2 separate regions of the Mus musculus genome follow, and region 1 is linked to region 2. A link is a loop called in an ENCODE intact Hi-C map of the cell type or tissue named here. Cell type or tissue: heart. All regions are shown on one strand. Links, peaks and the distances in the headings refer to the core of each region. The heading gives the core; the rest is flanking DNA. Region 1 holds the start of Cd44 (CD44 antigen). Region 2 overlaps Cd44 (CD44 antigen).

Region 1 (16,156 bases), core at 2,822-10,821, 97 kb after region 2:
GAAGACTTGAGGAAGGTTCTTGGGACCTGAGTTTTGCAAATCATATCCTTGGTGACTCAAGCCCTCCCCACCCACTGTGAGTCTGTCTGCCCACACTTGCACAAAGGAGGGACACTTGCACCAGGCGGGCACACCCAGGCAGCTGGGGCACCCCAACCTCATGGAGTTCTGGCTCTGTGAGTCTAGCCCCCATAACAGTATCCCCAAATCCTGTGTTTGGCAGTCTCTGAGCACTGGTAGACAAGCGATTCTAAGGAATGCAGGACCTACTCCAGGCTTGAGCAACTTCGTGCTGGGCAAGCTCATTGCAGAGGAAGCCACTGGGTGCCCTGTTAGCTGCCAGGCTTCCTGCAGATTAGGCACTAGTGGGATACAGTAGTGTCATTTTGATAGTGAGCCATAGAAGATATAAGAGTGTTCTGGGAAGTGTTCCTGCATCACTCCCTGCTGATTCCACCTGCCAGAACCAAGTGTGATTCAGAGGGTCTGTGAGTCTCTGATTCAAGGACTCCTAGTGTCAGACCAGCAGCTCTCAGAGCAAACTGCTGCTGGACAGTGATTCATTTTGAGGTTTAAGTGTGAGTTTGGTGTCATCAACCCATTCCCAGCCATCCACTAACCCTCTCCTTAGACCCACCCCGTAGCCAGCAGCCACCAAAAGCACAGAGAGACAACCTCTCTGCTTGGGAAGAGGACATAGAAGCCCCTGTATAAGCAGTTGGCCAGCCAAACCTTCTCCACACACTGTGGAGAATGTCAACACTCTCAGCGTGCTGTCATACACAAGCATATTTGCACACTTAGTGTGTCAGCTAGCCTGCCTTTATACATGAAAATTCTTATTTCTCTATTTCAGACACTCTTTTCAGTCCAACATTTCTGGTCGTCATTGTGGATCTGCACTGGGATCTGGGACCATAAAAGTGAGTGAGATCTAATCCTTGATTAGATGGAATCCCTCAGGATATCCCACGAGGCTGCAGAAGGCAGGTAGCAGAAACATCTTTTCCATTTCTCACTATCGGTCCTGGCTCCCCAAATCCTTACTGGCCAGTTTGGAGCTAGGATGGGCTTTTTGGTTTTGTTTGGTTTGATTTTGGTTTTTGTTCTTCTTGTGGTTGTTTGCTTTTAGGTTTTGGTTTACTTGTTTGTTTCCCCAGTGACGGAGGTTGAAGCCAGGACTTCATGCATGCTAGGTAAACACTCTGTCACTGAGTTTCAGTGAAGTATATGTTTAACAAAAATGTGAGACCACTAAGTGAATGAAAATCTGGGCTCAAATGTAAGGCCCTCCTCAAAAAACCGCTTGTGTCCTCGTTCAAGCAGAGGCACAAAGTAAACCGAGTCATCAGCTTCTGGTACAAACCCCAAGAATCGCTCTCTGAAGGAGAGAAGAGTCCCTTTAAAAACTCTGCGGGGCCAAGACACAGCTGCCACCTGCTTCAGCTCACACTTTCACAAGAGTCATTTCCCACGAACGCTCTGGTTAGAGTTGCTCAAATGGAGGTCCTCATGAAACACTAATGTAACTCATACCTTGTCGGCAAGCAACCCCAGGGCAGGCTGTTGGGGAAGCCATCCCCCAGCCCTGCCACACACACATGCCTCCTGTTTTTTTAGTGGAACTGAGTCTATCTGGTTGGGTAGCCACTTGCTTCTAGAGGTTCTCAGTGGATTTTGGTTCAAGAGCTGTAACTTCTCTAGAAAGCCCTGTCAACCCACTGCCTGGGATTTCAAGACTTCCCCTCAAATGGGGTGAGTATATTTAACCATCTAAAGAGTATATAACAGCAGTTCTCTATGGGTCACTGCATCCAAAATGCCTCCGAGAGCAGCACAGGAGTGTCTGTGGGACCTTTCTTAATTTGCAGGCAAGGGGTATTGCCCTGACTTGTCTCTTAGGTAAGGAGCAGCCTCTCCCTTTTTGCCAAGCCTAGAAATGAGAGCATGTCTAAAAGGGCAGCTGGACTCTGATAAGGAAATGGACTTATTTTAGCAATAAATATCTAGGTTGGCATCTCTAACAGCTGTGGCTGAGTCCTGGGAAAGATGGGACAGAGGAGGGCAAGGCAGGGCAGCCAGGAGCCTACAGCCTTCTGGAGGGAGGCAAGAGAGAGAGGCTATTCGTGATCACTCTGCTGAGTACAGCAGGCAGGAACAGTGAGAGACCACCGGCTACTTCCAGAATCCTCCAAAGGTAGTGATGGGGTGATGGTAGATGATGGGGCACCTCAACTCTACTCCTGTGTCCTTGGATCCTTGATTTCATTATCGAGAAAACGGTGCTAGGAGAATCTCAATGTGTGAGACCACTGCAAAGCCATGCAACAAAAAACAAACAACTACTGTTGACTGAATTTGAGCAGTGAGTGGCACTTCTTACGGGTTTTGGATACTGGGTGGCATTAGCAATATGCTAGGATTTTAAAATTATGGTCCTTCTGGGATAGGGACTCCAAAAAAAGACCAACAGAGTCAGCTAACCTGTACCCCTGGAGGCTCCCAGAGACTGAACCACCAACCAGAAAATATGGGCTGGATTTCCACATATGTAGCAGATGTGTACATGTGTGTTCAAAAACAACTGGAGCAGGGGCAATCCCTGAATCTGCTGTCTGCCTGTGGATCCCATTCCCCTAACTGGGCAGCCTTATCTGGCCTCAGTGGGAAAGGATGTACCTAGTACTGCAGTAACTTGATGTGCTAGGGTGAGTTCGTACCCAGGGGGACCTTCCCCTTCTCAGAGAAGGAGGAAGGGGTATGGGGGAGGAAGTATGTGAGGGGAGACTGGGAGGAGAAAGGATGCTGCAATCGGGATATAAAGTGAATAAATTAATGAATGAATATAAATAAACAAATAGATAAATAAATGAAAAATAGGGTACTTCTAATTTTTCAGTAATGCTCAAGAGTCATATGAAACAAGAAAGGTTTGTCTTGGGTACCATTTTTCTTTAGGGTAAGATATGGTGATCATAATTCTTAAACTCAAACTGAATATATTGAGCCATAAAATACAAAACTGTGATGAGTGTGTAGGTAGCACTGAAAGTGTTAAAAATGTTATACCACGTGCTCGCTTCGGCAACACATATACTAAAATTGGAAAGATACAGAGAAGATTAGCATGGCCACTGCGCAAGGATGACACGCAAATTCGTGAAGCGTTCCATATTTTTCACAGAAGTTGATGCTCACAGTCAGCTATTGGATGGATCGCAGGGCTCCCAATGGAGGAGCTAGAGAAAGTACCCAAGGAGCTAAAGGGATCTGCAACCCTATAGGTGGAACAACATTATGAACTAACCAGTACTCTGAAGCTCTTGACTCTAGCTGCATATGTATCAAAAGATGGCCTAGTCGGCCATCACTGGAAAGAGAGGCCCATTGGACTTGCAAATTTTATATGCCCCAGTACAGGGGAACGCCAGGGCCAAAGAGTGGGAGTGGGTGGGGAGGGGAGTTGGAGGGGGGAGGGTATGGGGAACTTTTGGGATAGCATTGGAAATGTAAATGAGGAAAATACCTAATAAAAATATTTTTTAAAAATGTTATGCCACACCCCAGATTGACCGCACCTTCCTCCTCACCACTTCAGGTGAAACACTGGGGCTCCCACAGTACTCCAGAGACTTCAGTATTTCAAAGATGTCCTCACACCCTAACGGAACAGGCAACTCACCAATCCCTGTCTCCCATGGTCTGCTTCCTCTGGGGGAAAAGAAGGGTTGGTTTTTTTTCCTTAGTGATCTTTAAAGTTCCCATTTTTGAGTCTGTGACAGTGAATCAGGAAACTTTTAGGGAATGAATGGAAGGAGATCTGTCATAGACTAGGAATTTTGTGTGGTCCAGCATCCCCTCCTGCGTAAGGGGAAGTTGGCAGAAAATAGAATTTTTTTTTTTCTCCTCAGCTGCCAGAGTCTCCCAACACATTAACTCCTCACTGTATTTTAGAAGGAAATAGATGTTCTGTGTGTACCCGGGAGTAACTGAGTGAATGGAGATACTTCAGCAAGGACAGGGCTTGCTTCCTTACTTCTTCACCTGGGAAGGCCTAGCCTACACTCTAACTGCCAATGCTCAGAGGAAGCAGAACGGTGCCTGCTGTCCCCAAGTCCCAAGACTCCCAGATGAACCCCATCTTCCTCAACAATAGAGGTACAGTTTCCTAACCACGATCTTTGGAAAGGGAGAGGAGAGATGCAAGTGGACACTTGTCCCCTCTGCCTTTGGTCTAGGGCCACTTTCTTCCCTTGGGGGAGAAGTTGCTTTAGGCCTCCACCACTTCTCTACCGTTTGACTGCCAGCACAGTGATGGATGCTTCCTCCTCTTACGCCACCCCTCCCCAACGCCCCTCCACCTCCATTCCCCACCCTCCCCACCCTCAGCCCCACCACCAGCAACTTTGCTGGTCTCAGTGCTTCCTCATCATCTTCCCAAACCAGTCACTCCCAGAATGGGGCAACCATGATGCCTCTCTTCTCCCTCCCCTTTCTCTTTCACACACATCCTGTGCTAAGTCACATCTCATTTCAGAGTCTCAGTTCCTTCATCGGCTTTACAAGGGCGTGAAAGCCAGGGTCCATGGAGCTGCTGCTACTGGCACCAGCTCTACTTGTCCTGGAGCCACACTGTACAACAAGAAGGTAGAAACCCCAAGGCAGAAGAGAGCCTGCTGGCCTCAGAACCTGACTCCAGGGGGGGTTGGAAGGGCAACAGGTATCTGGGAGTAGACCTTTTAGAATAGCCGGGAGACAGGCCAGGAAAATGTGGGAGTTCGGCTCCTCAGCCCCAACAAAGGTGGGAGCAGTGTGCCAACCTTCCTCCTGTCCTCTGAGGTCAGGTCCAGGCTCTCTCTGTCCTTCCCTCATCCATCCTGAATGTTTCTGCCTTCCAATGGATCCTAGGAGCTCTGGCTCCCTATGGGAGCCTCCACTGCAGCCTCTGCTGGCTAGACTGTTACTGTCCCTGAAGGTCTTTTCAACTTTGTCTAGCACTTGCTTTTAGATATCCCATGGCAGTCTAAGCTAGGGAACTTAATGAACCCAAGTTCACACCCAGCCCCACTCCTTGCTGTGTGACTAGGGGAAGTCACCTAACCTCTCTGAGCCTCTGTTTCCCTACTGGTAAGGTGTTGGGGGGAGCATTTGTCACCAAATCACCATGAGGATAAAATGAGATAGCTTATGTGAATTACCTAACATAGCACAGCAAAGAACACACACACAAATGGCCAATAGTGTCCTACTGCAATTATTATTTGCATTACTTCTGCATCAGCATTCAAAATTTAACATTCAACAATGGAGGTGCGATTTTCTAATCCCAACGTACCATGTCTAAAAAGAAAAAAAAACCCAGTTTGGCACCCCTTACCCCCAGAACTGGATTTAGTAATTCTTGTTGAGAGGAACTCACTGAAGTCTGAGCTGACTTAATGACCTAGCTGGCACTTCTTCAAAGAAAATTTAACTATGCTGATGATAACCAAAGCCTTCGTGGAATTATCTGTTCATATATAGATAAAGGAGGGGGGACGCTTGAAAATGAGCCATACTGGATATTTGGCCCAAGCTCCTCCTCTCCACAGCCACCAAAGTCACCAACCACATTTAGATGGGATATTAGGGACTGCGCTAAAGTTCACAGGTTACCCTGATACAGGTCCCCTCCTGCTCTGAGGCTGCCAGGCAGCAAATATGAACCCTGTTGCTGTTTGACTTTGCCTAGACTGCAAGCACTGCGCGGCTGGTCGAATTATTGCTCCGGTTATGTGTCCTCCTTGGTCCATGTTGGAACCTTTAGGCCACTCAGAGCCTCACACAAACCAGTTCAAACTCCCACAAGCTAAAATAAAGCCGTTGGTGACCAAAGCTGACTTTAAGAGCCCCGAAAACTAGTCAAAGCTGGGACCCACTGTCTTCAGCTTTTCAAGGCTCCTTTCTGAAAAGCTCATTGCCCAATCTCTGGCCTGTAGCTATGTGCACACCTTGGGGAGTGCTCTACAGGTCTGTTCCAGTGTCTGCCTCTACCTGCCTAGCCACAGTTAGCCAGGCTTGGGGAGCCCTTGAGCACCAGAGCCTGTTAGTCGGGACAGAGGCTGCGGGCATCCAAGAGTACAGTTACTTTTGAGCCATGTGCTCCAGCAAGCATGGGGACCTCGCCCAAAATCTGCGGGCAACTTGCCCAGCAAACTTTCTTCTCCCTTTCTCTTTTCCTTTCACCAAAGCAGCACTTCCCAGGCGTAAACTCTTTCCAATAGCATAGCCCCAAATCCCAGCTTTGCTTTGCTAGCCCAATTCACTACAGTCCCTCCCCAGGGCGATTCAACCCAGAGGCATCCAGCTGGAGTCCTCAGGCGCGGTGGCGGGCCACTCACCGATCTGCTGATGTGGATGTGCCAGGCTCAACTGCAAGAGGCAAAGTCCCCAAGCTGTGTGCCACCAAAACTTGTCCATGGCGTGCTGGATGAAACGGAGGGATCTAGTCGCCTCTGGAAAAGGGTCGTGGGGAGAAGGGCAACGAGGGTGAATGGAACCTGTCACTGGCTGGGGGCTGCTGGGCAATGAGACCGCTTCGGAAGTTGGCTGTGGTTTTTATTCCAGGCTTTGAAAGAGTGAGTGACCTAAGAGGGAGGGAGCGCGCGAAGGACACACCCAAAGCGAGGGGGCTGTGACTAAGCAGCCAACGGAAGTTTAAAGACACACCAGCCTGCTTTCGCTACTGCCCCTGCACTCCTGCCCTGCTCTCTTGGACAGAAGAGAATGGCCGCCCCCCTCCCCCCCCCAGCCCCCGTGCGCCCACGTTCTCCAGGGCCACTCCACAGGCTTCCTACCCTGGCCCAGCCTACCAGCCTATGAGAAGCGCTGCCTGGGACAAGGAGAATGACTGAGTTCTAAGACCTCGCCCCTCTCAGTTAAATCTTCCAGTTTCTCCTTTGCCACTAAACTTGGGAACCTGGCTAGGGAAAGACTGGTTTTCCCAGGAAGCTGAGGAAGCTGGACTTATCTTAGGGAGGAACTGAAGAAAGAAAGAGGCTGAAGGGAGAGAGAGAGAGAGAGAGAGAGAGAGAGAGAGAGAGGGAGAGGGAGAGATCCATCCTAGTGGAGAGTGCTTTCCTGGCCAGGGTGGGGACTGAAAAGTGGGGAACTTGTGGGAGTGTTCTTTCCTCTTTCCCTCTGAGAGAAGTCCAAACCGCTCATCTGATCTTTGATCCGGGGAAAACCCAAGGGTGCTCAACACATTTCATTCATGCTCTCAAAATATCTACCAATTTCTTAAATCCTTCTCGGACTCACAATCCACCCATCCATTCCTCTGTCCACCCATCTTCCTTCTGCAAATGCACTAATCTAGCCATACTACACCTGCCCACCAATTCTTGTATTCGCCCACCTGCACAACTTTTCAATCCTTTTCACACCCCTCCTCAGCTCATATCTGTTCATCATATTTCCTATCCATCCCGACGCACATACATGGTTCCCGTCTCTCATTCTACCCATCCCCATATCCACTCACACATTTAACTGTTCTTTCTTGTTTACATTTTATATTCTCTTTGCTGCAAACTTTAATACATTCAAATTCCCCTTTACATCTTGATACATTTCAAAGAGGGATGCACATTTGCCATAGTCTTCAAGGGAGAAATCTCAAGGCTGAAAATCGGGGAAAATCGTATGTAAAATTGCAATTCCCTATCTTCTCTAATACCCTGCAAGTTGCAATTTGGATATCAAAAGCTCTGTTTATTTTTAATGTGAACTAAATCTGAGTGGACTTCTTGCTGAATGAGAAACACAGAAGGCATGGCCAGGGCAGGACCCGGAATGAATCATGCCAGAATTTCTGAAGGAAAATGATATTTTGGGATTTACTGAAAGAAACTGAGAAAGTGAGAGAAATGTACACAGCCACCTGTCCATCCATTTATTCATCAAGCACGTAATGAGTGCCAGAGGGTTTCAAGAGAAGCAATCCTGGTTTGGTCTAGGCACTAGCTCCCACACAAGCCAGTGGCTGCTGCAGTATAAAATATACTGCAAACTACAGCTAGGACTGGGAAGATGGCACAGTGATAAAGTGCTTGCTGCCAAGCATGGGACAAGTTAGATCCTTGGAACCCACATGGTGCCTTAGGCAAGTTGTCCTCTACCTGTCACAGGCCTGCCACATACACACAATTAATAACTGTTAAAATGATTAAAAATAATCATTTTATTTTTCAGCCAGCTTTTTCTGTGTATAGACTAAAAGTATTCGTAAGAATTGCATTTGTTCCGAGTATCTACAAGCTTTTTGCTTTTGACTATTTTGTGAACCACACAACTTAACTGCTATGTATCACATATATAATACACGACATTCCACTTTGTTAGGTACTACAAATATGCAGCAGCGATTAGAAGAATATGTGTGGGTTATATGTAAATACTGAGCCATTTTACATAAGGGAATTCATCTTCTGAAGGTTGCATATGAAGCTTGGGTTTTCTGAAAGTGATCTGCTGAGAAGGATCTCTGTCTGTCTCTGTCTGTCTCTGTCTGTCTCTGTCTGTCTCTGTCTGTCTCTGTCTGTCTGTCTCTGTCTGTCTCTGTGTCTGTCTGTCTCTCTGTCTGTCTCTGTCTGTCTCTGTCTGTCTCTGTCTGTCTCTGTCTGTCTGTCTCTGTCTGTCTCTGTCTGTCTCTGTCTGTCTCTGTCTGTCTGTCTCTGTCTGTCTGTCTCTGTCTGTCTCTGTCTGTCTGTCTCTGTCTGTCTCTATCTCTGTCTGTCTCTGTCTGTCTCTGTCTCTGTCTGTCTCTGTCTCTTTCTGTGTGTGTGTGTGTATGTGTGTGTATGTGTGTGTGTGTGTGTGTGTGTTTAGGATGCCACCAGTCCTGCAGTCCGAGGAAAGAAGTCACAATATTTTCTTGGAAACACTAATGTGACATCTCAAGAAAGATGATACTTTGGGCCAAGGTGTGGAAAGAAAATGAATCCTTGAGACATTGCTGGGACAGGTCCCCCGCAGGGAGTTCTCTTGTTGAGGAGTAACAGGCATTCAAAACTAGAGTACCTATCTCTCAGTCCTGTTCTGGCTGCTTACTACTTTATGGCCTCAAGATAGGCAAAGAGCTTTTATATGCCTCCATTTCCCTGAATACAAAAACGGGTTCAATAGTAGTGTTCACTTCATAGGACTGACAATGAAGGAACAGCTTTGAAAGCCTTGCATCTCTTAAACACTGGATGTGTCTATGCATGTATGTTTGTACACATGTGTATTTTGTATGATATATATACATACATATATGTATATATATACACATATATATACACACACACATATATATGTATATATATATATATATATACATATATATATATATATATACATATATATATATGGCTTGAATATTATATCAGATGAAGAGTCTGAATGTATGCAGCAAGAACAATGACTAGAGAACTCTGAAGGGGCCAGGTTGTAAACTTCAAGGAACTTTGCACTTAGTCTTATAGAAAGCCGAGAGCCATTTAATGTTTTGAAAATGATTTTTGTGTGAAACACACTTAAGTTTACTGTCTTATATACATGCAAGTGCAGAAAAGTGGCATTTAGTTAATTCACAGTGCTATGCCCCTTCACAACTTCATTGTGGGTTTTTCAATAAGGGAGAGCCTTATGGTAGTATGTTTAAAGACATCGATAGCAGTGATCGGGCTACAAAAATCACTGGACCACTATCTAGCCAGTCTGTGCCTGGCAGGGCAGTGTGACTCAACGGTCTGCCTTTCTGAGACGGAGAAGACACCTCTCAGCCTCATCTGAACAGAAGCACTTTAGAATTTGTCAGTAGGTGGAAAGAGCTGGCCTTTCTGTTGTTTGAGACCTAGAGACCATTTATTTCAAATTATAAAGGCCTCCACCTCTTGGGTTAAACATCCTAGTGAGTGTGGGGAATTATGAATGAAGAGTAATTTTTGTCATACTTGCTTTGGAGGAAAGAAGGGAAATAGGTAGTTACTAGGAAGGATGTTTTGTGGAACCCCGGGGTTCCTTTGGGAGCCCTTCAGAAAAGGACAGAGGCCAAACTGAAGATTCACAGTGAGCTATGTTCTTCCCTTGTCCCTCAGCCTGCATGACATGGTGTGTCAGTTTTTTATATCAGAATACCATGAGAGAGTTCATTTTGACAAAAGATTCTGAAAAACAAACAAACAAAACAGAAAGAAAGAAAGAAAGAAAGAAAGAAAGAAAGAAAGAAAGAAAGAAAGAAAGAAAGAAAGAAAGAAAGGAAGAAAGGAAGAAAAGAAGAAAGAAAGAAAGAAAGAAAGAGAGAGAGAGAGAGAAAGAAAGAAAGAAAGAAAGAAAGAAAGAAAGAAAGAAAGAAAGAAAGAAAAACAACCTCAGACCTGCTTTGTTGGTGTGCTTTGCACTTGTTCAGTAAACAATACTGCCCAAAGGTGTGTGGAAGAAGATAAGGGGGAGCTGACTGAAAGTGCGCTGCAAGCTGCAGAGAGACATGCAAATTCTGTAGAAATTATTATTAGGATTTTTCTCCCATAGGGGAAGGGCTGGCTGTCTCTTCCCGATAGTTCAGTGAGGGGTTGAGACAGCTTGCCCTGGTGCCACAAATGACTCATTTTCAATAATAGACTAAGTCAGGCTAGTCCTTGGGAATTCCTGGATTATCTCTGGGTCTCTTGTTATCCCCTTTTTAAACACCTCACTCACACCATAGGCCACCGGGTCTTATCCATCTTCTTTCTCCTTTGCACCTCTATAAAAGCAATAATCCTTAAAATAATTTACTTCAGGTGTTTGCTATCAGTTGTGCATTGCATCGGTCATCTTTTATATGCCAAAACATGGATGTGGGAAACTGTAACTAAGAGCTTGAATTGGTGGGGCTTGTCATGAGATCACAGGATTTGGAAAGAAGCCAGAATGCAGTCATCAGCCTTGGGCTGAGAAAGCCCCAAGTCTGAACATCAGTGACTTTACCTCTGGGAAATTTGGGTTCAAAATGAGGGTGAGGAGACCATTTTCATAGCTTAGGAATACTAAGAAAAATAAGATATAAGGACCCGCCTCTGGGGTCTTGCTTGGTGGAGAGAGCAATCACTTACCATCCTATGAACTGCCTGTGTTCAGGGACATGATTATACATCAATTGCAGTAGCTGACGTATTCCAGACTCTGGCTTTATCTATCATGATCCATAAATAAGCACTGTATAAATGCATGAGCAATTGCTGCCTTCTTTTTTCCCATCACAGCTTATGGGGTGTTTCAGAAGCCACATGAGCTCATAGGTAGATCCATTTAGGCAACTTGAGGATTGCTGAACTCATTCAGACAGCACTCTCTGTAAAGTGGCCAGTTTAGCAGCCTGCAGAGGAGCCTGGTCACATGAGCAGATTAGATGTTCTTATAGAAACACGAGGGCCTGATGGCTTCTGATGAATGATAATATATCTCCTCTTCTTAAGCAAAGAAAAATAAAAAATCAGACCAAATGTGAAAGTATGAAGGGCAAGGCTAGGAGAACCAGAGATGGATTGTGGAATGGTACAAACATTGAACACTGTCTCAGAGACAAGAATTGGTGAGTCAAGGTAAAGGTAAATGTACCATTCCAGTTAATGTTGAACTCTTAATGCAATCCAGTCTTAGTTCACAGTCACAGGGTGAATTCTTTGCACGCAAATGAGCAATAATGAGAAACTCTCATGAAATAATCATTAGTAGAGTCTAACAAACCGGTAACTGGGGGGTGAATCTTTATTATAAATAAATAACTTTGAATGGCTATTATTCAGCTAGAAGAGATCACAGAGTTGGGCCTTTAGGATTAATAAAGCTTTCAAATTATGACAAACTAAGTAGTTGCTGTGACTGCAGTACTCTGGGAATGCCATGGGAACAGAGGAGCCTAGATTCTAAATTGGCCATGTCAGTCACAAAGTGGCTTTCATGTAAACCATTTGGGGCTAAGAAAAGAGCACCCGACCCCAGAGTTGTTTGGTAACCAACTTAGAAATGTGAATATTTGAGTATAGGATTTAAATTGTTTGTCATCTTCATTCATGCATGCATGCATGTGTGCATTATACAACTACTAAACCGTGGGCACATTATACACATTCTTGGTTTTTAAGTAATTAGCCATAACAATTCCACCATCACCACTACAATTGCCATTGCCACCACCACCACCATTCTATCATCAGCTTCACTACTATCATGACCATCATTAAGTCATTCCCATTGTCCTGCTTTTGTCTCTGTGGCTGTGATAAAGTAACTTGACAAAAAAAACAACTAGGGGAGGAAGGGATTCATTTCCACTTACATTTCTAAGTCATAGTCCATCGTCGTGGAGAAGGCAGAGACTTCAAACAGCTAGTCACAGCATATCCACAGTCAAGAGCAGAGGGAAACGAATGTGGACATGTTCATTTGCCTTCTTGCTTGCATGCTCTTGCTTAGCTTGATTTCTCCACTCTTACGAAGTTCAGTTCTCCCTGACTAGGGAGTGGTGTCACTCACAGTGGGCTGGGTCTTCTCATATCAACTAGCTTATGAAGACAATCCTCTATAGGCATGCCATAGACATAGTGTGGACAACTCCTATTTGAGACTCTTCACGGGTGGTTCTAGGTTGTGTCAGTTTGACAAAGCTACCATCATACCACCATATACATTGTCATTACTGTCATTGACAACATCACTGTCAATATCACCACTACCATTAGCACCATTTTCTGTTATCACAAACACCTTTATTGTCAGGCTTGTGAAAGTTAGTCTTACCACAGTCAGCCCAAAGTTAGCAAATTGTTACAGAAACCCTATTGACAGTTGCTTGTCACTTTACAGATTTAAACAAACAAATAAACAAACATCCCTGAACCTTGAAAGGTCATATAACTGTTTCAAAAATCACACCTTTATCTTACTTAACAAAATATCCTGTCATTAAGAAATATAAAGACAGAAATCTTCTGTTCCCTCCTAATTATTGATCTGGCAAAACCACTAAACCAATGGTGTCCAGATTAGTATTTACTTTACTTTTATTCTACTCAGTTTCATTTACGAAAGATAAAAGTTAGTTCTCTTTAATAGAGTCACACTAGATGTATTAACCACACTGAAAAGTAGGCACCATGCCCAGCAGTCGATGGCCAACAAAAAACTAGCTCAATGGTGTTGCTGTATAATTTTGTCTCATATTGCTCTGTGACCTCTCCCTCTCCCTCTTTTTCTTCCTTGCTATCATTTGTTTGTTGTTTTTGTTAGCCTGTTTGTTTTCTAAAGAGTGATAGAAAGAGAAATAAAGGCATGGAGTTGGGTCAGTGGGGATGTGGGATAGAGTTGGGGAGGAGAATCATGATTTTAAAATATCACATGGGGAAATGGACTGGTTTTAGTTACATGGAGGGCAAAACATGCTGATTCTCACAGCTTTCATAAAACGTGGAAGGCTTATTTAATAGCAGAGACTCAGATGTTGACTGCTCATTAGCCAATCTGAAGTTGTGGAGTGCTATCTCTTTTCCCCTATAGAATCATCACCAGATAGCTGTGTGGCCAAATTAGACATGAACACCCTCTTGCAGGACAATTTTTGGGTTTTTTCTTTTTGTTTCTGTTGTTACTGTTGTTCAATCAGTAAGACACAGTTCCTTCTCCTGACTCTGTAACTTTATGATGTGACTCCCCATTTTCCATGAGCATGGCCGAATGATTCCAGTGGCACAGCCTGATCCAAGTCTAGCCATGTTAGAGCTCTTCATGAAAATTGGAAGCACAGTGTAGCTGATCATACATAACACAAGCTTAAAGGCTACAGGACAGCTATATACCCCCAACCATGTTTATGGAGAAGCAGGAGAAAAAGTAAGGCAGAGAGTCAGAGACAAGCAGAAAATATTCCCTCAGTTCTGACACCTTGCAGATTTCTTGGCTGCTGTGGGACACCCAGACCGTTCTCACTAATTTCCTTCATTCTGCCTCTGTTAGCCCACACTAGTTTCTGTTACCTACAACCAGAAAGACTTAATGGATATGAGACTATAACTCCACCTACTGAATGGTAAAAAGGCTCAAGTTCATCATAGAGACTCCCATTGCTGGGTCTAAATGTCAGGATTGGACTGTATGGCATAGGTCTTCTCTTGCTCCTTTTGTGACTTGGCTCCCTCTCAGCTCTCCTAACTTTGTCACATTCTACCCAAAGAACTTCATTGTCTCTCCTGTACTGTGACAGAAACTAGATTCCAAAGAGATTTGCCTACAGTTGCAAGCTGATCCAAATGAGTAGCAGATCTTCTGTCTTCCAAAGCCTTTGTCAGAGAGCCCCTTTCTGCCTGGACATGCCTAATAATCTATTTCAAAGGCAAAACCTTCCACCTGGCAGACAGTAACAGCTTCTCTTCGAAACACCCAAAGGGTAGAACTTCTGGGCTCCGATGCAGAGGCGTGAGCCTCCAGCCAAGTCCTGATGGGGTTTAACATCAATACTTATGGAAAAGGAAGGGTTTATAGGACTAGGAGAAGCCATGCCAAAGCCTGTATCATTGCTGGATACCATTCCTTGACCTCAGAAGCCTGAATCTAGATGCTGCTACATGGCTGACAAAGAGATTTGTTGAACTAAACTCAATCAAGAAAGGATGTGGGCAGGGAGGGGGGAGGAGAAAGGAAGAAAGATAACTAGGTTGAATGTGGTGGTGATTGTATAAGAAGGTAGGGGATAAAAGGCAGGGATAAAACCACCAAGATCTGAAGGAACATAAAGCTTTTCAATCATCAAATAGGAATGTGACAGATCTCGTCAGCAACTGGAGTGCATCAGTGTGCAGTGCACAGACTAAGCACTGAGAAACAAAGATGAAGGAAGCCTGCTTTCTCTCCTCCAAGAAAGTGGCTGAGATCCATGCTAACATGCCGGGATTTTCATTAGGTCAAGAGTATTTCATAATCACCTCTATATTCTAGGCCGTACTCTCGATACTAGTGCTCCAACAGCTCAAAGACAGGCTAGTTTCTCTTTATCGTTGAGGAAATGGTCCCAGGATATAATAGTCTGGGGAAGGTTGTTTCTGAAGGGGTGATGCTTGAGTCACATTTGCACAAAGATGAGAGAGAATTTTGTCAAAGTTCACTGCAAATGCAAAGGTTTCTGTGAGGGTTCTAGTTGGTTTGGAGGCAGACACAGCTCATGTGACTGGAGCAGAGAGAAGAAACAAACATTAGCTAGCTTTGCAGGCCATGGGGGGGGGGGGGTTGGATTCAATGATGGTTGCAATGGAAAGACTTTTAAATAGGTGAAACCTAAATGCTCATGGTGACTTCTTAGGTCACAGTTACAAGAAGGGCATTGAGACTTTATCATACAATGGGTAAAAGTTCCTTGGTGGATTAATAATGTACATTAGGTTTACAGGATGCAAAAACGGTAACACAGGTGCTAGGTGGGTAGCTCAGTGGTATAGCCACTGCCTGTCATGCACGATGACATGAGCTAAAAATCCCGAGCACAGTGAATAATCTGATCATGAGAGAGTATTAAATTGTATTAGGTGGAATAGTCTTAGCAGGGGAGTGGTGGCACACACCTTAATCCCAGCACTTAGGAGGCAGAGGCAGGCCAGCCTGGTCTACAGAGTGAGTCCCAGGACAGCCAGGGCTACAACAGAGAAACTGTGTCTCGAAAAAGAGAAAAAGAGAGAAAGAAAGAAAGAAAGAAAGAAAGAAAGGAGGAGAGGAGAGGAGAGGAGAGGAGAGGAGAGGAGAGGAGAGGAGAGGAGAGGAAAGGAAAGGAAAGGAAAGGAAAGGAAAGGAAAGGAAAGGAAAGGAAAGGAAAGGAAAGGAAAGGAAAGGAAAGGAAAGGAAAGGAAAGGAAGGTCTGGTTAATGCCTCAATAACAACAATAAAATTTCAGTGATTTCAGTGATTAACACCAAGGATGATTCCCGCCATGCTATGGTAATTGTGACTTATGTGTTGACTTGGAAATCATAAGCATTTCATTAGCCTAAAGTAGTCAAGAACCTAAAGCAAGCAAGCGACAAAACCATAGCACATTAGGAAAGTCCAACAATATTTCAAGGCAGTTTGCAATGTACTGGATGAGAAGCTGGGTGACTCAGTGGGAAAG
Region 2 (16,156 bases), core at 4,518-12,517:
ACTTGTCCACATGATATGAAAATGATATGACATTCACGCTTGGACACACGCACATTTGAAAGCAGAATGATGTAGTTGGCAAAGTAGACAAAGAAAATGTCTTCCACTGCTATTCCCTCCCTCCTCACCATTCTTCCGTTATTTAGGGTAACAAAATTGTAGTTTTCCACCTATTGTCTGGCCGGGGGTGGGGGTGGGGGAGAATCTAGTAGCTTTCAGTTAAGGGGGAATGCAAATGTATAGTTGCCCTCATTGGCTGCAAAACCAAGCTTTGCTGAGCTTCTCCAGGGCACCAGGATGCAGGTGGAGCATCCATGGTTTCTCACTGGCCTCCAGCTAAACTATTTATATTTTTTGGAACATAGGATTCCTTCCTCACCTGATACCAGGCCTCCTTCTCATCTCAGAGAGGAAGACGGAGGTCATACCCCACTGTGAGGTGATAAAGGACCTGGAGGGAGATGGAATATCTCAAGGCTACCTTGTGTCTTTTTGCAGACGAGGATACCAGCATCTTCATTTAAGTGAGCTAGTAGTAAGAGGAGTATTAGTCAAGGTTAAGTCCCGTGTCTTTTCACTGCTGTGGGGTCATCGAGTATTTATTTAGCCTTGCTTAATTCCTCCAGTTTGGTCTTTTCCCATCTACATCACCCAGGCATTACTGTATAGTCTTCACCTCAACTGCCCTCCTCCAAACCTGAGTTTTGCTGCCACACTTTGACCTCTACTGAACTAGTCAGGTATAATACGTCCTTTTCTCTAGAGAAGTTTCATGACCAATCTGAGGTCACATTGTCTGTTACTCAGGATGCCCTCCACTGCATGGCAAGGCTCTGTGCTCAGCAAAGAGGGAAGGCATAGGGTTTCTTCAAGGAAAAGCAGCAAGTCTCAGCCTGGCCAAAAAGGCTCTCAGTGGGATGGGATGGTGAAATTCCCACCCTCCAAATGAAATAGGGATTTTGAGAAATGAAGCAATTTTTTCTTTCCTGGAGAGTCCCTTGGGGAGTTCCCAACTCAAAGTGCTCATGTCCTCATAGAGACAAATGTCATGAGAAAAAACATTTCTGTGGAATGTGCCCAACCCAGAAGAACCATTCAGAACACTTTGGCTGGGTCTTTTTCCAGTAGCCGCCTTTCTCTCATTCTTTTCTCCTCTGCATCATGCTCACACTCAGATGATGTTCACACCTCTCTCCTGATAGCTCCAAAGAGCAAAACTTGTAAGAAACTTGAGAGAGCACCTTGGTCTTGGAGTTTATCAGTTGCTCCATAATAAATAAATAATAATAAAGTAATAGTGAATATATTATTTTTAGTGATTTTCATTTGTATTGCTATTTTTATTTAAATGTGTGTATGTGTGAAAGTATGTCATGTGTGGTATGTCTCCAGAGGCCAGAACAAGGCATGGGTGACTTCTCTAATTGAGATCCATGGTTTCTGTGGCATTTCTTCTTTTGGAAAAGGAGTAGTGTGTGTGTGTGTGTGTGTGTGTGTGTGTGTGTGTGTGTACTCAGCGGTGTATGGGGATGTAAATGTGTGTATGTGCATGTATGAACAGATATCTGTGTATGTCTATGTGGAGGGAAGGCATTGTCTACCTTATGGAGGCAAGAGCTCTCACTAGGACCTGGGACTCTCCAGTTTACCTAGGCTGGCTCCAATAATCCCTGCTTCCCCAGTGCTTAGGTTGTAAGTGCACATCAGCACACCCAGCTTCTTATGTAGGTGCTATGGGTCAAACTCAGGCTCTCACAAAGCACTATGCCGACTGAGCCATCTCTGGGATTAGAGATTTATTTATTTATTTTTATTTTATGTGTATGAGTGCTGTCAGAATATATGTGTGTGCAATGCCTTTGGAGGCCAGAAAAGGGCATGTAACTGGAGTTACAGCCAATCGTGAGCCACCATGTGGTCCTCTAGAAAAGCAACATGTGTCCTTAACCACTGTGCCCTATTAATATATTTGAATGAAATGCCCTCATATGCTAGCAGCTACAACCACAGGCCTAAAAAAAAAAAATGTCTCTTCCTATAGCTGGATGATGAGCAGAGTGAAAGAGACACCCCCCCCCCCCGAAGCACTCAGTTCTAAATGGGATGCCTTCATCCAAGCCAACCCTGAAAGGATCATGGATCAATTGAGTAGAGGAAGCAAAAAGAGTATACGGACCCAGGGCAGTGGCTGACTCAGACACAACAGGACAGACACACATAGAAACACACAGGCACGGTGGCAACACATAGGACCAGCAGAGTTCAAGTCAGATGGGATCCCGGCACTTAGACAGAGTAGTGGGCATGTGGGGGCGGGGGGGTCCACTCGGAACCAAGCAGACATTTGCAAAAGATGTCTGTTGGCAAATGGGAAATCAGGTTCGTTTTGTTTTGTTTTCTGTCGCTGGGTATATAAAACAGACTATATGGCAGCAGCCCTGCTCAGCAGGAGGTGGCCAACACAAAGGGAACTCAGTGATTTCTTTTTTCTCTGGGTTTTTTGTTGAGGATTTTTTTTTCCTTATTGGTTTTGTTTGTTTGTTGCTTGTTTGTTTTTGAGAGTGAGAGAGATTGAGACCAGAAGAGAGACCACACAGGAAGAACGGAGGAGAACAGCTGGGTGTGTGCTACATAGGGAGGTGGGGGAGGACTTGAGAGGAGTTAGGGGAGGGGAAAACTTGAGCAAAATATATTGTATAAAGAACAGTTTTTGTTTCAGCTTAGATATTTTTTTCTGCAGTCAGTTCATTATAAAACAACGTAAGAGGCTTCTTAGGCACTAGTCACAAATGATGTCTAAGAAGATAATATGTTGGATAGACATGAAGACTTCCTTGCAAGACAGACCCAGGAGAAGGTAGGAGAGATGGCCTCTGCTAAGATGATGAGATCTGCCAAGGTTTACCAAAGCTGGCAGAAACTTCAGAATCACATAGACAAAAATATTTTTACTGTATCAATTTCAAATTAAAATTAAGATTATTTTTAAGCTAATCTGGGTGTGTTGTTGTGTACTTTAATCCCAGCACCCAGGAGGTAGAAGCAAATGGATCTATCTCTGCCAATTCTAAACTAGCCTGGTCTACATAATGAGTTCCAAGTCAGACAATGCTACACAGTGAGACCATGTCTCAAAACATCAACAAATAAACATCAGAATTCACGAACAATAGTAACAACCCCTTCCAAAATGCAACAAAACAAAACAATTAAAAATCAGCCATTTTATAGAAAACTAAAGTGACAGATGGGTTGACTTCCATAATTACCACAATCTAATGATACATTTTCATGTTTTACTCCTTGGGATGACCATTCTTTGAAGAGATAAATATTTTCTCTAGCTGGGATCTTACTTTAGGAAAATGTCACGTAGAACAGACAGAGCATACTCTTGTCCAGCATTTGCTGTCCATGTTTTTATACAGTAGTCTACGTATAGACATAAATATAGAGATACTTGAATTATTGGTGGTAGGTAGATACGTAGGCAGATAATAGATGGAAATAGATGAGATAGATACAAATAGATAAGATAGATACAAATAGATGATAGATAGAGATGATAGAAATATATGGTAGATAAGAGAGGATAGAAGATAGATAGATAGATAGATAGATAGATAGATAGATAGATAGATAGATGATAGATAGATAGATAGATAGATAGATAGATAGATAGATAGATAGACAGACAGACAGATGTCCATTAATTTAATTTTTAAACACTCAATGCCTAGGGACCTTCCTAGCTCCTGTTGACAAGTTGAAAAAAACCCTTGGGCAGAAAACATTAAGTAAGATGTCCTCATGTTCAGTGTCGCCTAAGTAAGGTGATGATTAGAGGTCTTCTGAGAAACGTGGACTCTGAGAGGCAGATTAACTTCGAAGGATGCAGCCACCACAGCATCCATCTACCAGGTCTGCTACTGGATGCAGCCTCGATGTGGCTTCAGTGATGACTTTCCTACCTACTCTTTGCTTTTGTTAAAGACACTAAGTCCCAAGAAGAGGATAACTTCTATTCCTTACTCACTCTACATCCCATTATCTCTGTGTCCTTGGTGCCTCCGGCCCAGAAGCACCTGCAGTTTCCACTGAGAGACTAGGCAGTCCTTTAAAAGCAAATTCCCCAGAATGGTTTGTTCATCTTCTGTTGCAGGTGTACATGTATGTGCCTGCATAAGTCTAAGTGACCACATACATGCAATGCCCCACAGAAGTGAGAAAAGGATGTTGGAGCCTCTGCACTGGAGTTACAGGTGGTTGTGAGCTGTCTGAAGTGGGTCCTGGGAACTGAACCCAGGTCCTCTGGAAGAGCAGTAAGTGTTCCAACCGCTGAGCCATCTCTCCAACCCCAAAGTTGTCTTAGAGGCCCTCACTCAGCCCACACTTTAAGTTGTAGCTTCCCACACTGACTTCAGACAGCTTCTTTGCCTGTGCAATCCCTACCATCCAAGTCTGCTCAGATCTTCCTCTCAGGTCTCTTTTGCCAATGTCTTTGCATTTGTGTGACTGCATTCTTTTGACACATTGCCATGACTGGAGTTTCCTTTGGGAAAATACATAAATGAGTGTAGTTTAACTACAGATAGGGGACTGGGAAGGCAGTTTAGTTGGTATAGTATTTGTCTAGCATGAAGAAAGCCTGGTTTCAGTGGATCCTCAGCACCACATAAAACTGGTTGTGGTGGCAAATATTGTAATCCTAGCACTTGGAAAGTGGAGGTAGGAGGATCAGAGGTTCAAGCTTGTCTTTGGTTACATAGCCAGTCTAGGCTACACGAAACCTTGGATTAATATAGTGGAATAGAGTAGAATAGAATAGAATAGAATAGAATAGAATAGAATAGAATAGAGTAGAGTAGAGTAGAGTAGAGTAGAGTAGAGTAGAGTAGAGTAGAGTAGAGTAGAGTAGAGTAGAATAGGGAAGACAAAAAGAGGCAAGGAAAAGGGAAGAAAGTGAAGGGGGAGGAAAAGGAAAGGGAAAGATACAAGAAGAAAAAAGTCATCTCAGCTCAACCACTCACTTCCTCTGTAATGGGAGCAGCAGCTCATTCTCGTTCATATTGTCTCTAGGCCAGGGTGAGCTGCCTCTTCCTTAGAAGAAGCACACGCATGTCATCACTCCACTAGCTAGGTCCACCTTGACATCTCAGTGACACCATGATAACTAACCTGCAGAACATATTCTACTTTAGTCGTAGGTTATGACTTAGTTTGGAAGCAACCAGACATTCGGGGAGCCTGGAGGAGCCCTAAAGCACAGCCAGTGAATTGGTTTCTCTTTTCCTGCTATCTAGAGTGTTTCCGGCTGTCATTCATTTGTGTACTTATCCAATCTAACTGAGCATCAATGTGACAGGCAGTTCTAGGTACTGGATCATGACAAAGAATGTGAACCTAACTGTAAGAGTGGAATACTCACCTACTAGTTGATTGAAAGCTTTATGTAATTCTTGTAAAGGTGTGGGCAAGGAAGGAGATCCAGTTCTTTACCCCAAAGTCAGAAAGCTTGTGTATATCCACGTATTCACATATGCGTTTGACATGTAGTGTGTCTTGGTGTATGTCTGAGTGCTTATGCTATGTGTGTGCTTCTACTGGTGTGGGCAGAGTGGGGAGCTAGAGGTGTTCCTCATCTCTTCTTAACTACTTGCCTTATCTCTCTTCCTTTAACTCTAACTACTACCCTCATAGCCTCCCTGGTCCCTGGGCCATCCCTAATCCCCATGCAAACAGTGAAACTACTGCCTATTACAGCTCTTCAGCTTCCCAACCCTCCATCCTTGAGTGCCAATCACATTTATCCTCCTTGGGCCATGATCACTCCCCATGGAGAAGGGTAGGATCGGTAGATCCTGCAGCCTCTGGGTTTTTCAGGGTGAAGTTCATCTCTGGTCACTGAGGAAAGGAGCTTCCACCTGGCTTGTGGCTGGATTTCCCCAGGATTACTGCAAACTCAACCAGTCTTACTATCTTAACATTAATTTCTCCTGGAAAGCCCCTATTCTGACCCGGATAACAAGTACAATTGCACCACTTCATATTGATATTCATCCTAGCAAAACTAACACCTAACTTATCATGCAAAATAAAAATAACTATCCCTATCTTGCCTCTGTGTTAATTTATCAGACATTACTATACACCAAGGAATACATTTAAGACACATTTCTCTAGATGCTGGAGATGGGTGGGATATCTCAGCCTATTCAGCCACAATGACATTATTTGAAGTACAACCCACTATTGGACTTGCTAAAATATTTAGAATTTATTTGTGGCACAGAAAACACTTTGAGCATGATTTGAGCTTAAATCCCCAATGATGCCACAGTAACATTATCCTAGCCTCTGGTCACATGGTCTGAAGGATCTACTCCTATTTAAATCTCAGTTATGATGTACACCACAGGCATCCGGACACTGCATTACTATTCAGATCCCTGAAACAATTTGAAGGAGCCAGGGAGCTAGGTTTCTCTTCTCCTTCTATCTAATGTTTCTTGTTATTGATCATTTGTGCATAAATGGACATAAAAAATTTTCCAGAAGGTAGATATTAGTTATTTATCTTACTCTGTAAATAAAGTCAACCAATACTTTTTGACCTTTAATGTTAACTTTTTAAGAGCCTACTAAAATAAAAATAAGCTATATCTTATATCTTTATTGACTGATTCTATATTTTGTTCTAGCAAATTCAACTTTCCACAAGGATAATTGTAAGTGAAAACATAGAGCCTAATCTAGCAGAGTGTTGATCAGATCCTCAAATACAACTTAACATGTTATCTGTACTACACTGTGAATGCTAGCCTTAACTATCAACTTGACACAACCTGGAATCACTGGGAATAAAGTCTCAATGAAGGATTCTCCACATTGGGTGAGCCTCTGGGACTATATATGGAGGATTAACTTAATTAAGTCAATTGATGTGAAAAGATCTAGTTCACTATGGGAGGCATCATTCCCTAGGCAGGGGATCCTAAACTGTATGACAGTAGCAAACCCAAGTAAATTAGCAAGAATATATGCATCAATTTATCTCTGTCTTGACTGTAGATGCATTTTTTCTAGATGTTTGAGTTTCTTCCCTGACTTTTCTTACAACAATGGACTGTAATCTAGATTTGTAAACCAAAGTAAACCCTTTCTTTCCTAAGTTGTTTTTTTTTTCACCAAGGTATTTTATCCCAGCAACAGGAGTGAAATCAGACCACCCACTTATAATTCACCTGTTTGTCTAATGAGCAAATCTTGTTTTAGAGTCATTTTTATCTATTTTGATCACCTTGAAATTTGTTTAATGGTTTATTAGAGTTGACACCAACTTTCTTTGGGAAGTACAATGAAAATACTTCTGTTGAGAGGGCTGGTTTGTTAGTTAAAGGGATGGGGAGAGAATTCAATTGGTCAAGATGCTTGCTGCTGTGCAAGCACGAGGGCCTGAGTCTCATCCCCAGAACTCAGTAAAAACTATAAAAGGTCGAGCATGGTGGATCACTGGGGTTTGTTAGCTAGCCAGCCTAGCTGAATCACTGAGCTCCAAGCCAGTAAGACACCGTGCGTCAAAACAAAATGAAACAACATACAAACCAACAACATTAACAAAACCCCCAAATGGATGGTGTCCCGAAGAACAACACCTAAGGCTAACTTCTAGACTCTACATGTACCCCCTACACAACTGCACCCTCACACCAACCCTCACAAAGAGGATTTGATGTGTTCAAATAAAAACAAAGTGATGTAGGAGTTCAAAGAATGTTTTCTGTCCCAGGCTGTTCATGCAGAGCTCAGCCCTGCCCCTTTCTAGTGGAGTGGCCATGCTTGCTGTGCCTGGCTCTTCCTATCTGTAGGATGAGGATAAATGGAGCTTTATCTCAGGTGCTCAGTGTCTTGCTTTACTTTTCTCACTTTAATGTGTGTGCTTACAGAGTGCTCCTTGCTAGACAATATTCTGAGACCTTTAAGACATCAATGTGTTTTGTCCTCATAACTCTGTAAACCACATTCTATTGTCTGTATCTACTGAAAGAAACTCAAGTTTGGTATGCACTATGTCTAAGACAGTGCCTGAAAGATAACCAGTGCCCAGGGTCATCAGTCACAGGTCAAAATCTTTCTTTGTATCTTCCTCAGAAAAGTCACTTGACTACTCTTCTTTGTACTCCTCGGATAAGGATGTCTCCAAATAGACCAGAAAATGTCTAGAAATTAGCAGATAGGGGGCAAATGATGGTCATGCTGGAGCTTACTGTCTCCTTTCCCCCATGATCTGTGAATCCTTTTCAAATACAAGATGCTGACTAAACCAGAAGATGGAACACTATCTGAATGCTTGAGCCCAGACTACCCAGAAACACTGCTTCTCCACACAAGCCTTTAGTGAAAGGATCCCCACGTTCACCTTCCTTCTTCTTTCTAGATTTGCCTTGAGGATTCAGGATTGAAATCAAATAGCATTCAACTTCCACAAAGATCAAAGAGAGGTTTCTGGGATTTCCACTAGAGGGCACATTATCAACAGGCCAGAAATAGCCAACAAGTTGGCCTAAAGCCACAAAGAAATGACAGTTTCTAGGAGGTACATGAACCCAGGTATCAGGGATTTTTTTTCTGATTCAGAGAAGCTCCAGCACTGAGAGAGACTCCAGCATCACTAGTGGCTTTGCAACTCGGGCTTTGTATTTCTGAGCTTCAGTGGTTTCCCAAACCTTGGCTTCAAACAGTTAGAAGAGAAGCCAAGAGCAGCTAGTCTAGAAATTTGTTTTTTAAAACCCACTGCTTTACAGCTACTGTGATTTATGTGGCTACTGTGTTCACAGATGAGACTTAATAAACAACCGTTATCTGAGTGCTCCTGGATAACTGTTTTGATCCCTTTCTTCTTTTCACCCTTCTCCTTTTATCTTTCTGACATCTTTTTCTGGATATTCTCTATTTCTTGAGGAGACTTCAAGTGATAGGAGGGAGAAAGTAAAAAAGCAAAGCTCTCAAGAACTCCACTGACTTCATCAGAAATCTGAATTTCCTTCAGGTCTCCAACTGCTCAAAACCTGCCTCCCCACTTCTAAGCAGATAAATTCCAAATTGTCTGCCTAGATTCTGAGGAGGCTGGGCCCTGGAATGGGTAGCCGTTCTCTCCTCTCTACATCTAGAGGACACCAAGTTCTGGCAAGGCCTTTGTGAAATAAAATAAAATAAAATAAAATAAAATAAAATAAAATAAAATAAAATAAAATAAAAAGCAGTAACATACCTGCCTACTTCCACACTCCCCAGAAAACAAGAGAGGTCCCTGTTTCCTCTCTAATAGCTATTTGAGTATCTGGGTGAGAAGACTAGGGTGTCAGCACTTCTGGTGTGAGGAATGAGAAACAGAAAAGCCATATGCTCCTATCAAATTTTGTCTTTTTGTCTCATTCAATTTCCCAGATATCTTTCTGATAGAAATGACTATTCCCATCTTACAGATGAGAAAATGAAGACACATCATTGCTAAATTACTTAAGATACACATCAGTAAACAAAGTATGGCAAAGTTGGGTTTGAACCCAGGGTCTGACTTTAAAGACGGTCATGCTAAAACTAGATGTTAGCTGCTTTTCCTGGAGTTTTTGCCATTTCTCCTCCGGGGGTGAGGATGGAGGAAGTGGTTTGGATGAAGCTGCTGGAAAACAGCAGTCACCACGTGATGAGGTCAGCAGTCTGGAAGCCTGAGGAGGGTGGGATGGAAGGGGCGGGAGATGGGGAGCCCTAACAAGCAAACAAACTACTGGTGTTGAAGACTAGATGTCAGCAGAGGCAAGAAGTGGGGCCCGAGGCCAGGGTGCTGGATCAGACTTCCTAACTCTATGACCCTTTGCGTGGGCCACCATGGCACAACTCCCCACACTTCCACATGACCTGATCCTCCTTCTTCCAATAAATACAGCATCTAGGAGGTGTTTATAGGTTTCTAAATAAACTCCTTCGTCAATATAGCCTACATGGTACATATCTTCACTTATGCTTCAGGAAGACTCTTTGACTCCCACAGAGAGCTCTGGAGTGTTGGCCTGGCTTATAAGGTTTGAAAATGATCTCTTAATATCAACAAATTCAAGTTAACAAACTTATGACAATAGGCAATGAGACAGGGGAAGTCAGAACTCCAGCATAACTCTACCACTTTCTACTTGGGTGGTTTGGAGACTACAATATACTTCTCTGTGTTCCTAGCTGACTCATCCATTAAAAATGGGATAAGGATTTCTTCATCACTAGTTGAATGTATAAACACAGACATTCATAAGTGATCAGTACTAGATAGTAACTTTGGAGGCCATAATTGAGCTGGGATGTTTGTTCCCGTTTGGAGGTACAAACACAAAGCCTGTTCTCAATAAGTTTGCCAAAGTGGAAGAGAGAGGACAATGGGGAAACTGATAAGATTGAACTATGTTAGTGACAGGTGGACACGGTCAAGGCGGTACTAGGAAGGGGGAGTGCGCTCAATCTGAGTAAAGGTGGGGTAAGACACTTCCTGAGGATGACATCAAAAGCCACAGCTTGGTGCCCAATTTTGGTTAATGTGTAGCCACATCTTGGATAGGCTGATATTTCATCAAGGATACCAGATGTTTGCTTTGGTGACTCCTTGCTCTTAGGTCTTGCTTTGAAAACAAAAGCTCTTCTGTGAAAATCAATGAGCTTGCCTCACAAGGTGCCTTAGATCTTTAAATAATATGGATATAGTCACCCTAAGTTAATAACCACACAATTAGGGTCAGAGTTCAGGAAACAAGAAGGGATGGGGAAGGAAGAAACTAAAGACCTACTGTATAAATGTTGACATGGCAGGTAGGAATTCATGTGTGTATGTTTGTTTGTGTGTCTGTGTCAGTAGGTGTTGTGTACTCATGCATGTGTGTGCATATGTGTGTGTGTGTCTATATGTCTGCGTGTTTGTATTGTATGAATGTGTTCCTATGGCTGTATGCACCTATGGGAAGACCAGAGATTGATTTCAAAGGTTCTTGACATCTCTGATTGTTCTCCACCTTGATTTTGAAACAGGGTCGTTTACTGAACATGGAAGTCCTTTAAGCCAGGCCGTCTAACCAGTGAGCCCCAGAGATCTGCCTATACTGGGGGTCCCAGAGGTTGGGGTACCTCCACATGTGGCTTTTTACTTGGATGTTGGAGATGTGGACTCAGGTAGGCCCTCGTGCCTGGACAGCAGATGGTTTATTGAATGAACCATCTCCTCAGCCTTGAAATTAACATTTTGAGAGCCTATAACACACCAGATAACACTAAGAACCTTACCTAATACCCTAGCCGTGGACACTTTTCCTGCCCACTCTTTATTTCGGGTGATAAACTACAACTCCAGTTATTTAAGAAATGTAAGCAGGATCCGACTGCTAAGTAGGTGAAAGAACCAATATTAAAAAACCCAGCTTTTAGTCCTGACACCAGTGCTCGTGATCTTTATAATGCTCTGGATACTCCCAAACATACATACTTGCGTGTGTCTGCTCCTTCTTCTCCAATAGAATGGCATTTATGAATTTGTTCATGGTTTTCCATGCTATGTTACTGCTATGGCCTAAATGGTGTTTCTGAAACAAAAACATGAACATAAACATAAACATAAATATCAGAGGTAGCCTTAAGCCATGAAAATCTTTCAACACACCCACTATAAACTGTTTGTACTAAAAGGCCTTGTAATTGGTCTCCTCCTGTCTCATTCTTTGGAAGGTATCTTTATAGCTCTTCCCACTGGAAGACAGAATCAATCAATCTCTCTGTGTGTCTCTGTCTCTCTGTTTCTCTCTGTCTCTCAGTCTCTGTCTCTGTCTCTCTCTCTCCTTTAAATCTAAGTTGCACTTGGGTTTGGGCTTGGCCAAAACAATATGGTGGAATCATACAAAGTTAGTTTTGGGCTTTGACCACTAGGAGCTATGTAAGCATTCATTTTCTTTCTAGGTCCCTGCCAGGCCTATACAAGCCAGCTGGTAGCATGTGAGATACATATGGAAACAATCTTGGCATCCGAGATGAAACCATCCTAGACTGGCAGTGTTTCTCCAAGCAGTTTATCAACAACATAAACATGAATGAGTCAACTGAGCCAGCCCAGATCAGCAGAGAGACTGAATCAACCCTCAGACTTGGGAGAAATACGTTAATGTTTGTTATTTTAAGCATCTAATTTTAGAGCTCATCTTACTGCATCGGCAGTTAGCTGATACAAGCAAAATGTGAATCCCTTTTTAATTAGGAGTCAACAGAGGCAAACCATGTATTTGTTCTATTTTTAGTCTGTTCTCTAATTTGGACTGATTTCCCCCTAGATTGGATGGACCATCATCCCCTGGGATCTCCTTCCGCCATTTAAAGAATCCTCTTTATTTCTTCACCCTCACATCTTTCTTTTCTTGATAGCATTTAATTTTAGGTAGAATGCATTCTTTGGGGGTTGCCTGAGAATGACTGAATGGGCTTGGATACTGTGCATATCTGAAATTCTCCTCTTATCCATACTTTGTATCATAGCTCAGTCAAGAGTCTAGCCTGGAAATATTTCCCTCCACATTTTCTTTAAGTATAGTTAAATGAGTTTAATTTAACACAGGCTAAACAAAACACTTTCATGATGTTCATTTAGTTCAAGGTAAAACTTCCAGTGGTGTATTCTTGAAGGCCTACTATTTACTGTTAGAGTTCTAGGGGCCCTTGGTTTTGGAAGGGTTCTACAGGTGCACAGATTTTACTACTCAGCCAGGGTTAGTGTAGTCTGTGGGTTACAAGTTATTTTTCTTGGAAATACCCAAGTCTCTGGGAAGCTCTTTTGAGGGTACACTCCATTTGGCAAGCTTCCTCTAGGCTGGAAACTTTCATTCTCCCGTGTCTGTTGGCCTTCTCTCTTCAAAGATGACAAGTGAGAAGTCTGATTCTTTTGTGATTTTTTTTTTTTGCTTGGTTTTATTTTTGAGATAGTGTCTTTCTTTGTAGCCAAGGCTGGCCTATCAGACTTATGATTGTCCTAGCTGTTTTGAATCTTGCGAGCTGGGATAATAAGTACATAATATCTTATCCAGCTCTACATTTTTTTTTTTTGTGCAGGCCCTAGTTTGACGCTTGGTTCTATAAATAATGCTTTTTCTTTCTAGAAAATACAGGATCATCTTTTGCCCCAGGATGTTAAAAAAGTTAAAGACAATAGGACTTGATGTGGTTTTGTCTTTTATTAACACATACCTGGTCCTTAGTCAAATATTCATATTCATAAACTCTAAGGCATTTTGTGTTTTGTCTCTTACATAATCTCCCCTCTCTACCACCATAGTTTTCTCTTTCTGTGTTTTCTTGCGATTTGCATGTGAGATTTCCTACCAGAGCTCAGTCTTGGTGATGCCCATCTCTCTGTTTCCATTTGTCTGTCACTACCTTTGTAATAACATTTCTTCATCTTTATCTTACAAACCTCCTCCTGGGCTTATCTTTAAAATCTGTCCTTTCACATTTGAGTGTGAGAAAGGTCCATCTTGAGACAGTGAGTGTCCTTTCGTCCCTGAGTGTTCTGTCCTTGTTTCGTGCTTTGCCTGTTTTCTAACGGAGGTTGCTAATGATGGTTTTTGTTTATTTGTTTTATTCCTTCTCCAAGAATTGTTTCTGTCTCTTCCAAGTGGCTTTATCGTATTTGCTTTAGTCCTTGTATTTTGATGCTAGGTGCTTTCTGCAAGGGCTTAGTACCTCTGTCTCTTGTTAATGTAGAAAGTGAGGCATAGAGAGCGGGTGCCTGATGGGGTCTGAGAGGTGATTCTTACTGAACAATCCCTGACAGTTTCCCTGGGGGCTATCATATGAATCTCTTCAGACATTTTTCCAGGCTTATAAAATTCCCTAGAAAGGCTGAACTTCTTGAAGGAAGCAGGACTCTCTGCCAGTGTTCTGAGAGCCAAGGAAAGAGAGAAGAGAAGGCCAGGGGATTTGAGCATTTCCATATGTACAGCTTCTCTCTCTCTCTCTCTCTCTCTCTCTCTCTCTCTCTGTGTGTGTGTGTGTGTGTGTGTGTGTGTGTGTGAGAGAGAGAGAGAGAGAGAGAGAGAGAGAGAGAGAGAGAGAGAGAGAGAGATTTATTTATACTGTTCACTGTTGCCCTTAACTACTTCACCTTCTCCAGATGATAGGTAGAATTCTGCTTCTCTGTGGGGAATGTGAAAACACCATAAACTAGGCTGCATTGAGCAGGGGCAGGGGCTGGGGTTCCAACTGCCCCTTACAAAGACTCTAAGCTCCTCCACTCCCTCATCTTTTGCAGGATAGCTGATTCCAGAGCCTCTGTGGCACTCAACTGGTAATTTTGGTTATTTTTCAACTCCCCCACAACAGACTCAGGATTGAACACTTGCAAATTTTTCAACCAGTTACCATTTAACCATGATGCTTCAGCTTCAAAGCCACTGCTGTTGTTTTGTTTCTTCTCCCAAGCTCCCTTTGAGAATAGCTCTCTATTTCTGTAGTGCCTTTCTGTTTAAGAGGGAGTCTGGTGTATCCTAGCTGGACCTATTTCACAATGTGTCTGAGAATGACCTTAAACTTCTGAGCCCCGCTCCTACCTTCCAAAAGCCGGGATTGGCATGCACAACCAAGCCAATCTGTGTAGTGCTGGGAATGGGTCCTAGGCCCTTGTGTATTCCAGACACACTCTCTCTGTAAGCTCCAGCCCTAGTGTCTCTTCATAGGGGTTAAGAAGCATTCCTCATGGAATGAAGGTATGTTTCCTGCTCTCTTAAACTGAGGGACCTAAGGCAGCTCAGGAAGTCACACTTTACAGCATCTAACTCATTTTAGATGGCTCTGAACCACAGATCTCCTGTGGGAAAGTCAAACTCCCTCAACACTGGCCTCAAGTATGGAAGCTTGTGCAGATGTTTGTTTGTTGTTTTGTTTCTTAAGGGGGAAAAAAGATGCAACTCTGGTGGTGATACACACCTGTATTCCCAGCCCTTGGGAGGTAGAAGCAGGGTGATGAGGGTCTAGGGCTGGGGCAGTGAGTCAGTGCTTAAAATGCAAGTGTTCTGAGTGGAGAACAGGCTCCCAGAACCCATGTAAAATGTTGGGTGAGCTTGGTGATTCACCTGAAACCTCAGAGCAAGCTGGTTAGCAAGAGCAGCCATATTGAAGAGCCTTAAGTTTGATTTAAAGACCCGGTCTCAAAGAATAAGGCAAAAAAAAGCCATCAAGGATGACTTCTGATAGCAACCTCAGGCTTCAACATGCATGTCCACTCCTATATGTTTTTTATATGCATGCAAACATGCACTCACACATATGTACCGCATACACACACACACACACACATACACACACACACACACACACACACACACAAATGGCAAGGTCATTTTCGGCTACATATTGAATTTATTACCAGTCTGAGCTCTATGAGATCCTGTTTCAAAAATCAAACAAACAAAACAAAAACACCAAAGAAAAATAGGAGGGGGGGGCTATAAAAGAACAAAACAAAACAAAACAAAACAAAGGATGCCAGCTGCCTCTGACTTCTTCCATATTATTCAGACATCCAGACAATCACTTTCTGCCCCTCTCCACTTCCCAGACCCTTCACACCAGAGACCCTAGGTTCCATTTTTTACAACCTTTTAATATTTTCCAATACACACTTTCAATCGGGTAATGTACACATCAGGTTTTCCTCATTATTATTAGTCAATCAATAAATATACAAAAACTGGAAAAAGAAAGGGGGGGTCTCTGAAAAATCAAAGGAACAATAGAAAAACTCATTGTACATACCTAAGCAATTGGCTATATTTGAAAAGTCAACACATAGGACTTACACAAAGACACAGTACATCATTATCATCATAGTGGGCAATCCCTGTTCTTATGAACATTTTACTTTTCCAAAGAAGATGGCTGTTTCTTCTACTTTGCTGTGACAGTCTTGGGTCGATTTTAGCTAAAAAGACAGTTTTTGGTGTTATGGATGTCAATATAAAGATTTTTAAAGGCTTTTCTGAAACATCCATTTTATCTAGCTAGAACATACAAAATATGGACATGAAGGTATCTTTCACCTCATTTGATTTTTACCCAAGGCAAAGAGAAGGAAAGCCTCCAG

The links. Peaks named below come from ENCODE experiments on the same cell type or tissue, not always from the same donor. Only the 100,000 strongest peaks of a DNase experiment are listed, where the experiment ranks them.
Region 1: it touches region 2 in a loop (1.8-fold over the local background); 2 of 42 quality-filtered maps call a loop at or near these places.

What each region holds. Positions count from the first base shown.
Region 1 is chr2:102,894,888-102,911,043 of GRCm38, forward strand. Cd44 (CD44 antigen) reads right to left here and starts at 6,778. Exons shown (of 9, transcript NM_001039151.1): 1 at 6,381-6,778. The coding sequence starts at 6,459. It overlaps Gm23731 (a small nuclear RNA gene), which reads left to right and starts at 3,073; the gene lies at 3,073-3,179. In heart, for the core only: no CTCF peak of the experiment used is centred there; DNase peaks (open chromatin) are centred at 4,644, 6,134 and 6,614; H3K4me3 peaks cover 3,365 bases; H3K27ac peaks cover 1,702 bases.
Region 2 is chr2:102,795,729-102,811,884 of GRCm38, forward strand. It overlaps Cd44 (CD44 antigen), which reads right to left. Exons shown (of 9, transcript NM_001039151.1): 9 at 15,413-16,156. Among named protein-coding and RNA genes, the nearest start is that of Gm13872, 57 kb to the left of the region's middle. In heart, for the core only: a CTCF peak has its summit at 8,518 (motif pointing right); a DNase peak (open chromatin) is centred at 9,743.